2 separate regions of the Homo sapiens genome follow, and region 1 is linked to region 2. Evidence: read pairs that join two places in POLR2A ChIA-PET (ENCODE). Cell type or tissue: B cell. All regions are shown on one strand. Region 1 overlaps CCM2 (CCM2 scaffold protein). Region 2 overlaps OGDH (oxoglutarate dehydrogenase).

What was found. ChIA-PET counts read pairs that join two places held together with the same protein. Peaks named below come from ENCODE experiments on the same cell type or tissue, not always from the same donor. Only the 100,000 strongest peaks of a DNase experiment are listed, where the experiment ranks them.
Region 1: POLR2A ChIA-PET joins it to region 2 with 14 read pairs; 8 of 35 experiments call an interaction of 5 or more read pairs at or near these places.

Annotation. Positions count from the first base shown.
Region 1 is chr7:45,007,270-45,011,269 of GRCh38, reverse strand. All of the region lies in intron 1 of CCM2 (CCM2 scaffold protein), which reads right to left. Among named protein-coding and RNA genes, the nearest start is that of CCM2, 9.1 kb to the right of the region's middle. In B cell, no CTCF peak of the experiment used is centred here; no DNase peak of the experiment used is centred here; H3K27ac peaks cover 1,589 bases.
Region 2 is chr7:44,627,981-44,631,980 of GRCh38, reverse strand. All of the region lies in intron 2 of OGDH (oxoglutarate dehydrogenase), which reads right to left. Among named protein-coding and RNA genes, the nearest start is that of OGDH, 23 kb to the right of the region's middle. RefSeq lists an enhancer at 2,124-2,173. In B cell, no CTCF peak of the experiment used is centred here; a DNase peak (open chromatin) is centred at 1,950; H3K27ac peaks cover 3,255 bases.

The DNA.
Region 1 (4,000 bases), 380 kb before region 2:
AGCTGAGATCGCACCATTGCACTCCAACCTGGGCAACAAGAGTGAGACTCCGTCTCAAAAAAAAAAAAAATTTAGCTGGGCATAGTGGCACACACCTATCGTCCTAACTACTTGGGAGGTTGAGGCATGAGAACTGCAGGAGTTTGAGGTTATACTGAGCTCTGATTGCACCACTACACTCCAGCCTGGGTTACAGAATGAGACCCTGTCTCTGGAAAGAGAAAAAAACAAAGAATTAGGAGACAAAAATTTAGCAGAAAGTTTGGCAGTGTCTTATAAAGTTAAACATATAGTTCCCATAAAATTCAGCAATTCCATTATTAGGTATTTACCCAAAATAAATGAAAACATGTTCACATAATGACTCATTCACAAATGTTCACAGCAGCTTTTTCAAAATACAAAGTAGACTGGGAGGCCGTGGCAAGTGTATCACCTGAGGTCAGGGGTTCGAGACCAGCCTGGCCAACATGGTGAAACCCCATCTCTACTAAAAATACAAAAATTAGCCAGGCATCGTGGCGGGCACCTATAATCCCACCTACTCAGGAGGCTGAGGCAGGAGAATCACTTGAACCCAGGAGGCAGAGGTTACAGTGAGCTGAGATCACACCATTGCATTCCAGTCTGTGCGACAAGAGCAAAACTCCATCTCAAAAAAATATATATATATATACACAAACTAGAAAGAAACTAAATCTCCAACAAATGAATAAACAAATCACAGCATAAACATACAACAAAATATTACTCAGCAACTGAAACATGCAGCAATATATGGATAAATCTCAAAAACATTATGCTGAGTACAGTGATCCCTGCACAACACAATGTATACTGTATGAATCCATCTGTATGAAGTTCTAGAATGAACAAAATTAACCTATGGTGGAAAAAAATCAGAACAGTACTACCTTGGGGGAAGGACTTTCTAAGGGGCATAAGGGAATTTTCTCAGTGATGGTAGGTAATATTTTATTTCTTAGTAGGGGTTTCAGTTACGTAGGAGTATGCATTTGTCAAAATTTAGCTAATATTCACTGAAGATGTGTATTATTTGGCCAGGAGCAGTGGCTCACGCCTGTAATACCAACACTTTGGCAGGCCGAGACAGAAGGATTGCTTAAGCCCAGGAATTCAAGACCAGCCTGGGCAACACAGTGAGACCTCGTCTCTACAAAAAATAAAAAAAATTAGCTGGGCATGGTGACAAACCCATTTAGTCCTAGCTACTGAGGAGACTGGGGCGGGAGGATCACTTGAGTCTGGGAAGTCAAGGCTGCAGTGTGCCATGATTGCACCACGGCACTCCAGCCTCTGTGACAGAGTGAGACCCTGTTTAAAAAAAAAAAAAAAGTGTGTATTTCATTGTTACATAATTTTACATCAAAAGAAAACTGTAAGCAAATATTGAACCCTAGTTAATGACATGCATGCTAATGTATTTAGATCAAAGTGAAACAATGTCTGCAATTTATTGAGGAATGCATCAGAAAAATAAAATGAGTTGATGGGCAGGTACAGTGATAAACAAATGCTAGATATGGGATAAAACAAGTATAGCCAGGCCAGGCAGGGTGGCTCATGAGTGTAATCCCAGCACTTTGGGAGGCCGAGGTGGGCGGATCATCTGAGGTCAGGAGTTCTAGACCAGCCCCACCAACATGGTGAAACCCTATCTCTACTAAATACAAAAACTTAGCCAGGCGTGATGGCACATGCCTGTAATCCCAGCTGCTGGGGAGGCTGAGGCAGGAGAATCGCTTGAACAAAGGAGGCGGAGGTTGCAATGAGCCGAAATCACGCCATTGCACTCCATCCTAGGTGACAGAGTGAGACTCCGTCTCAAAAAAAAAAAAAAAAAAAACAAGTATAGCCAACGTTAGTGGCAGAATCTAGGTGCAAGTATTCACTGCAAAATTCTTTCAACTTTGGTGTACTCAAAAATTTTTTTTTTTTTTTTTTTTTTGAGACAGAGGCTCCCTCTGTCGCCCAGGCTGGAGTGCAATGGCGCAATCTTGGCTCACAGCAACCTCTGCCTCCCGGGTTCAAGCGATTCTCCTGCCTCAGCCTCTGGAGTAGCTGGGATTACAGGCACACACCACCATGCCCTGCTTATTTTTGTATTTTTGTAGAGATAGCATTTCGCCATGTTGGCCAGGCTGGTCTTGAACTTCTGATCTCAGGTGATCTGCCTGCCTTGGCCTTCTAAAGTGCTGGGATTAGAGGCGTGAGCACCGTGCCTGTCCCAAAAATTTTCATCATAAAATGCTGAGGGTGGAAGAATGTGCTGGAAAAAGCAAACACGGAGGCTGCACATACCTCTTTCAAGAAAGACGGACAATACTAAGTGAGAGGGGGAGCCTTAGAAAGGAACTTGAACTCAGCCTGATATTAGAAGTGCACAGGCAGGTGGGCTATGGTTATTGTCTATACCCAGTAGCATGAAAAGTAAAAGCTATGTAAAGGTGATGTATCTAATGGCAGTAATAAATTAGCTAGACATAATCATATCTAGGGCATTTTCAGACATCTGACAGAAAATCAACATGCACCATAACTGACACTTAGACCTGACCAAGGCATCTCATTAAGAACATGTACCCTTGGCCGGGTGCGGTGGCTCACGCCTGTAATCCCAGTACTTTGGGAGGCCGAGGTAGGTGGATCACCTGAGGTTGGGAGTTTGAGACCAGTCTGACCCACATGGAGAAACCCCGTCTCTACTAAAAATACAAAATTAGCCGGACTTGGTGGCGCATGCCTGTAATCCCAGCTACTTGGGAAGGCTGAGGCAGGAGAATCGCTTGAACCTGGGAGGTAGAGGTTGTGGTGAGCCGAGATCGCGCCACTGCACTCCAGCCTGGGCAAGAGCAAAACTGTCTCAAAAAAAAAAAAAAAAAAAAAAAAAAAGAACATGTACCCTTGGCCAGGCACGGTGGCACACAGAGGCACACATTGGTCAGGACTTCGGGAGGACGAGGCGGGTGGATCATGAGGTCAAGAGATCAAGACCATTCTTGCCAACATGGGGAAACCCCATCTCTACCAAAAATAAAAAAATTAGCCGGGCATGGGAACACGCACCTATAGTCCCAGCTACTTGGGAGGCTGAGGCAGAATTGCTTGAACCCAGGAGGCGGAGCCTGCAGTGAGCTGAGGTCATGCAACTGCACTCCAGCCTGGGCAGCAGAGCAAGACTCCACCTCAAAAAAAAAAAAAAAAAAAAATGTACCCCACCACATAAACCAACAAGGGAAACATTTCAGTTTCCACACCTGACCAGAGAGCTCATGGTGACAACACACAGGAAGCAAATTTGATTTTTTGAAAAAAACCTGTATGGAATTTTAAACTATAGAATAGACATAAAGATTTAAATAAAGGCTTCTCTCTTTTTTTTCTCCAAGGTACAAAAACAACATGTGAAATGGTTATCTCCCACTCCTCAACTAGGTTTCCCTTAAGAACAGTGACACCACGGGTTTAGGCTGACCAGTCTTCTCACTTTCAGAAAAGTGAAAAACCTCCTTGGGTTACAAGACACACCATCATCCTAAGCTGCAAACAAAAGCCCAAATTCCATGTTCCTATTATGCTTATTAAAGGGGATCACTTTCATTGCACATACATCTAATGCCTATGGTCAAATGCCCTAATTCTTAACATAATCCAAGCAAAAAATTGTTACTGTTTGGGCACACTTGGGAGAAAAAAAAAGGTCACATTTTTGGCACAGACACAAGGCTAAGGAAAAAAGTTCTTATTTTTACAAAACAAACAAACAAAAAATCCTAATGGTTCCATTGACAAATCCAAATGTAAACTCCCTCATACCTGTAGAATCATTTGAAGAGCAGTTGCTGTTCTTGATTGAAAGATAAAAAAGCCAAGGAGTGCGAAGCGCGCTAACAAAGATCCACTGTTCACAAGGACACAGCGATGCATGCAGAGGACATGGCTGGGCTCACTGCTCCCGCCACAGATCCCAGAGCACAAA
Region 2 (4,000 bases):
AGCCCCTGTTGGGCTCCTTCACAGCACAGCATAATGCACTTCCTTTCAGAAGCTCAGTGGGTTCTATTAGAATTCCAAATGTTTTTATTTATTTATTTTTCTTTTTAAGGGCCGGGAGAGAGAGGAGAGAGAAAGGAAAGAGGGAAGGGGGTGGAGAGGGGGAGAGAGAGAGAGAAAAGAGAGCTAGAATTTTAACTGTTGTTTAAACTTATTTAATCATCCTGCTAGGATAACAGGGCAAGACTGCTTTTCCTCTTGCAGCCGCCACTCAGCACAAGCTTCGAACACAGCTGTCATGAGCTGCAAACTACCACACAAGTGAGGGTGTTGCTTCATGTTTCCTGTTGTTTCAAAGAGGTTATAATTTTATCACCCTAAATAAACCATAAATGCAAACTGCTTAAGAGTGAAATACTGTGCTAAAGTTGGAGAAGGCGCACTCAGTCAGTTTAGCTGATTTAACACAAAAAGCCACAAGTGCTGAGATTGCTCTTAACATGTGAAGTTAAAGATTATCAAGTGGCGGTGGGGGAGGGTGGTAGGAGAGTGAGGGTTGAAAAATTGCCTATTGGGTACAATGTTCATTATCTGGGTGATGGGTACACTAGAAACCCAATTCCCACCATTACTTAACGTACCCATGTTACAAACCCACACATGTACCTCCTGAATCTTCAAAAACAAAAAATCATCAAGGGGTAACTTCAAAGCTCATCGCTGAAACCCCATTTACGTAGACCATGCAGTTTATGTATACAGTCAGCCCTCCGTATCTGTGGGTTCTGCATCCATGGATTCAACCAAACGTGGATTGAAAATAGTTGGTAAAAAACTGCCTGTACTGAACATGTACACTTTTTTTTCCTGTTATTATTCTCTAAACCAGGGATCCCCAACCCCCGGGCCACAGACCAGTACTGGTCAGTGGCCTGTTTGGAACTGGGTTGCATAGCAGGAAGTGAGCGGCAAGCGAGCATTACCACCTGAGCTCCACCTCCTGTCACATCAGCGGGGGCATTAGATTCTCATGGGAGAGCCAACTGGATTGTGAGCTGTGCATGCAAGGGATCTAAGTTCACTCCTTATGAGAATCTAACTAATGCCTGATGTGAGGTGGAACAGTTTCACTGCAAAGCCATCCTCCCCTGATCCCTCAGTCCATGGAAAAATTGTCTTCCACGAAACTGGTCCCTGGTGCCAAAGGAGTTGGGGACTGCTGCCACAAACAATGAAGTATAACAACTATCTGCATAGCATTTACCTTGTATTAGGTATTACAAGTAATCTAGAGATGATTTAAAGTATATGGGAGAACGTGCATAGTTTATATTTCATTTTATACAAGGGACATGAGCTTCCTTGGATTTTAGTATCCTCAGTGTGCCCTGGAACCAATCCCCCACAGATACCAAGGAATGACTACATATATTTCTGATAAGTCATTCATAAATCAAACATAAAAGATTAAAATACTCAAAATGCATTCCAACCACCCAACTGGCATTGCCTAAAGTGCCTTGTGAATTATTCCCAGAAATAAATAACTTGAGTGGCACCAAAGTGTTCTGCAGATTTTTCAACACAGCTGTTCCTTGTCACGTGAACATATCAGATCTCCTTATGAGCACATCAGACTTCCATCAGACTTCCACATACCCACTGTGGGAAGCCCCTTCACCGCACATGCAGCGGCTAGGAGGGTAACTTGGAGCAGGGCTCCTGCCATGGGAGGAACCCCAGGCCAGGACACAACCATGGGTACCATAGTCCTATTTTTCAAAGTGAGGCCAAGGCAGTTTCAACACTGCAGAGTGAAAAGGCCCATAACACTGCATAATGGGACAGTTTGTGTATCTGTGCTTTTCCTCCACTTAGTTTCACCCATAGAAAACACCAGTACTGTGTTTCATAAGCACGAAAGGAGGAAGCAGAACGGTGTCGACAGATGAGCAGCGATGCCAGACTCAGCAGCAGGCCAACAGCCTGCACCTGTAATCTGAACGCATAGAGACCCTCCCTCCTGCAGCGACCACATGTACACACTTTAGGAGCTGACACGTGAAAAGTGCAAGAAGAAAAAACCATCAAGAAACAGGCATCAGGCCGGGCATGATGGCTCACGCCCATAATCCCAGAACTTTGGGAGGCCGAGGCGGTCGGATCACCTGAGGTCGGGAGTTCAAGACCAGCCTGGCCAACATGGTGAAACCCCGTCTTTATTAAAAATACAAAAATTAGCCAGGCGTGATGGGGCACGTCTGTAATCCCAGCTAGCTGGGAGACTGAGGTACGAGAATTGCTTGAACCCAGGAAGCGGAAGTTGCAGAGAGCCGAGACTGCGCCACTGCACTCCAGACTTGGTGACAGAGCGAGACTCGTCTCAAAAAAAAAAAAAAAAAAGAAAAGAAAAAGAAAAAGGAAAGAAAAGAAATGGGCATCAGTTAACAAGAACAGGGAGGCAGGCTTTAGGCAGGTGGGCAGGGCAGAGGAAAGCACAGAGCAGAGGAAGAGCCCTGAGGTACAAAGCAAGCTGTGAGAAAGCCAAATGGCCAGGAGGGCCTAGAAGAAAAGCAGGGCCAATGATGGCACCCTCAAGGCAGCTGCTGAAGGCACTGTTGGGAGAAGAACAACAGGCCCCAGCTCCTTCCACTCCCTCAGGACCTAATCCTGGCTCTTCCTCAGCAGGGCCAGAACCTGGCAGATGCATCACAAGGAACTCAACACCATGCTACAGCTGTAGGTGGGCACCTGTCCCTACAAAACAAAATGAGATCAACACCCAGACTCATGGGGGCTTAGCAGTTCTCAATTACCTGTTTGTCTTAAACATTAACAAGGATAACTTAGCTCTGACTGTGTCTTAAAGACATAAATAAAGATGTCATCATTTGATGTGACCTCAAATATGCTGAGACCCTAATGAGGAGGGTTTCATAGGCTGACAGCCCAGGCCACCGCTGAAGGCTCTTAAGAGGGGTCAGTGAGGAGCACAAATGCCAGACTAGAACAGAGACGAAAGTCTAGGACAGGACCAAAGGTAGGAACAAAAGGGAGATGGCAGATGGGCCCACCACAGAGACAGACCCAGGTCAGCTAGTTAACCGGATTCTGTTCTGGGGAGTGGACTTAGGGTAAAAAAGGTACTTGCAGCTCTGATTTGCTAAAATATTTTACCACAAATATAATTTTCACATCAGTTAAGCATTTTAAGAATAGAAGTTTTTTTTAAGAGGCTGGGTGTGGTGGCTCACATCTGTAATCCCAGCACTTTGGGAGGCCAAGCTGGGAGGATTGCTTGAGCCCAGGAGTTCAAGACCAGTCTGGACAACATAAAGAGACTCCATCTCTATTTACATTTTTTTATTTTTTTAAAAAGCTTTCTATTTTATTTTTAATAGAGACAAGGCCTTGCCTTGTCCAGGCTGGTCCCAAACTCCTGGACTCAAGCAATCCTCCTGCCTCAGCCTCCCAAAGTATCAGGATTACAGGCATGGCTCCTACTTACATTAAAAAAAAGTTTTTAATTAAAAAATAAATAAAATTAAAAATAAGGAATACAACGACCAATTATAAAGTGTAAAACCAAATGTAAAAAAAAGTAAAATAAAAATTAAAAAACAAAACAAAACAAAATGTAAAAGGGCAGCTTTAAGAGAAGAGTAAATATTTAAACATGGACTGAGAAAAAATTCTATTAGAGAATTAGCCTGTTAATTTTATTGGGTGTGGTTATGAAAACAATTACTTAACAGTTAGTTACACTGATGCATTTATGCCAGAAATGACACAGGTCTGGAATTTGCCTTAAAATACTCCAGTGTCTACTCTCCTCAAACCCCAAATAAACCAACAAATAAAAAAGTCACTGGGGTAGGGAATAGATTTTTAAGACAGCTGTTGAAGCTGCGTGACCAGTCTCCTCATTAGGCTTATCATCTACTCTTCTCTCTACTGTTATGTATGCTTGGAAACACTATAAAACACAGATTTAAAAATAACA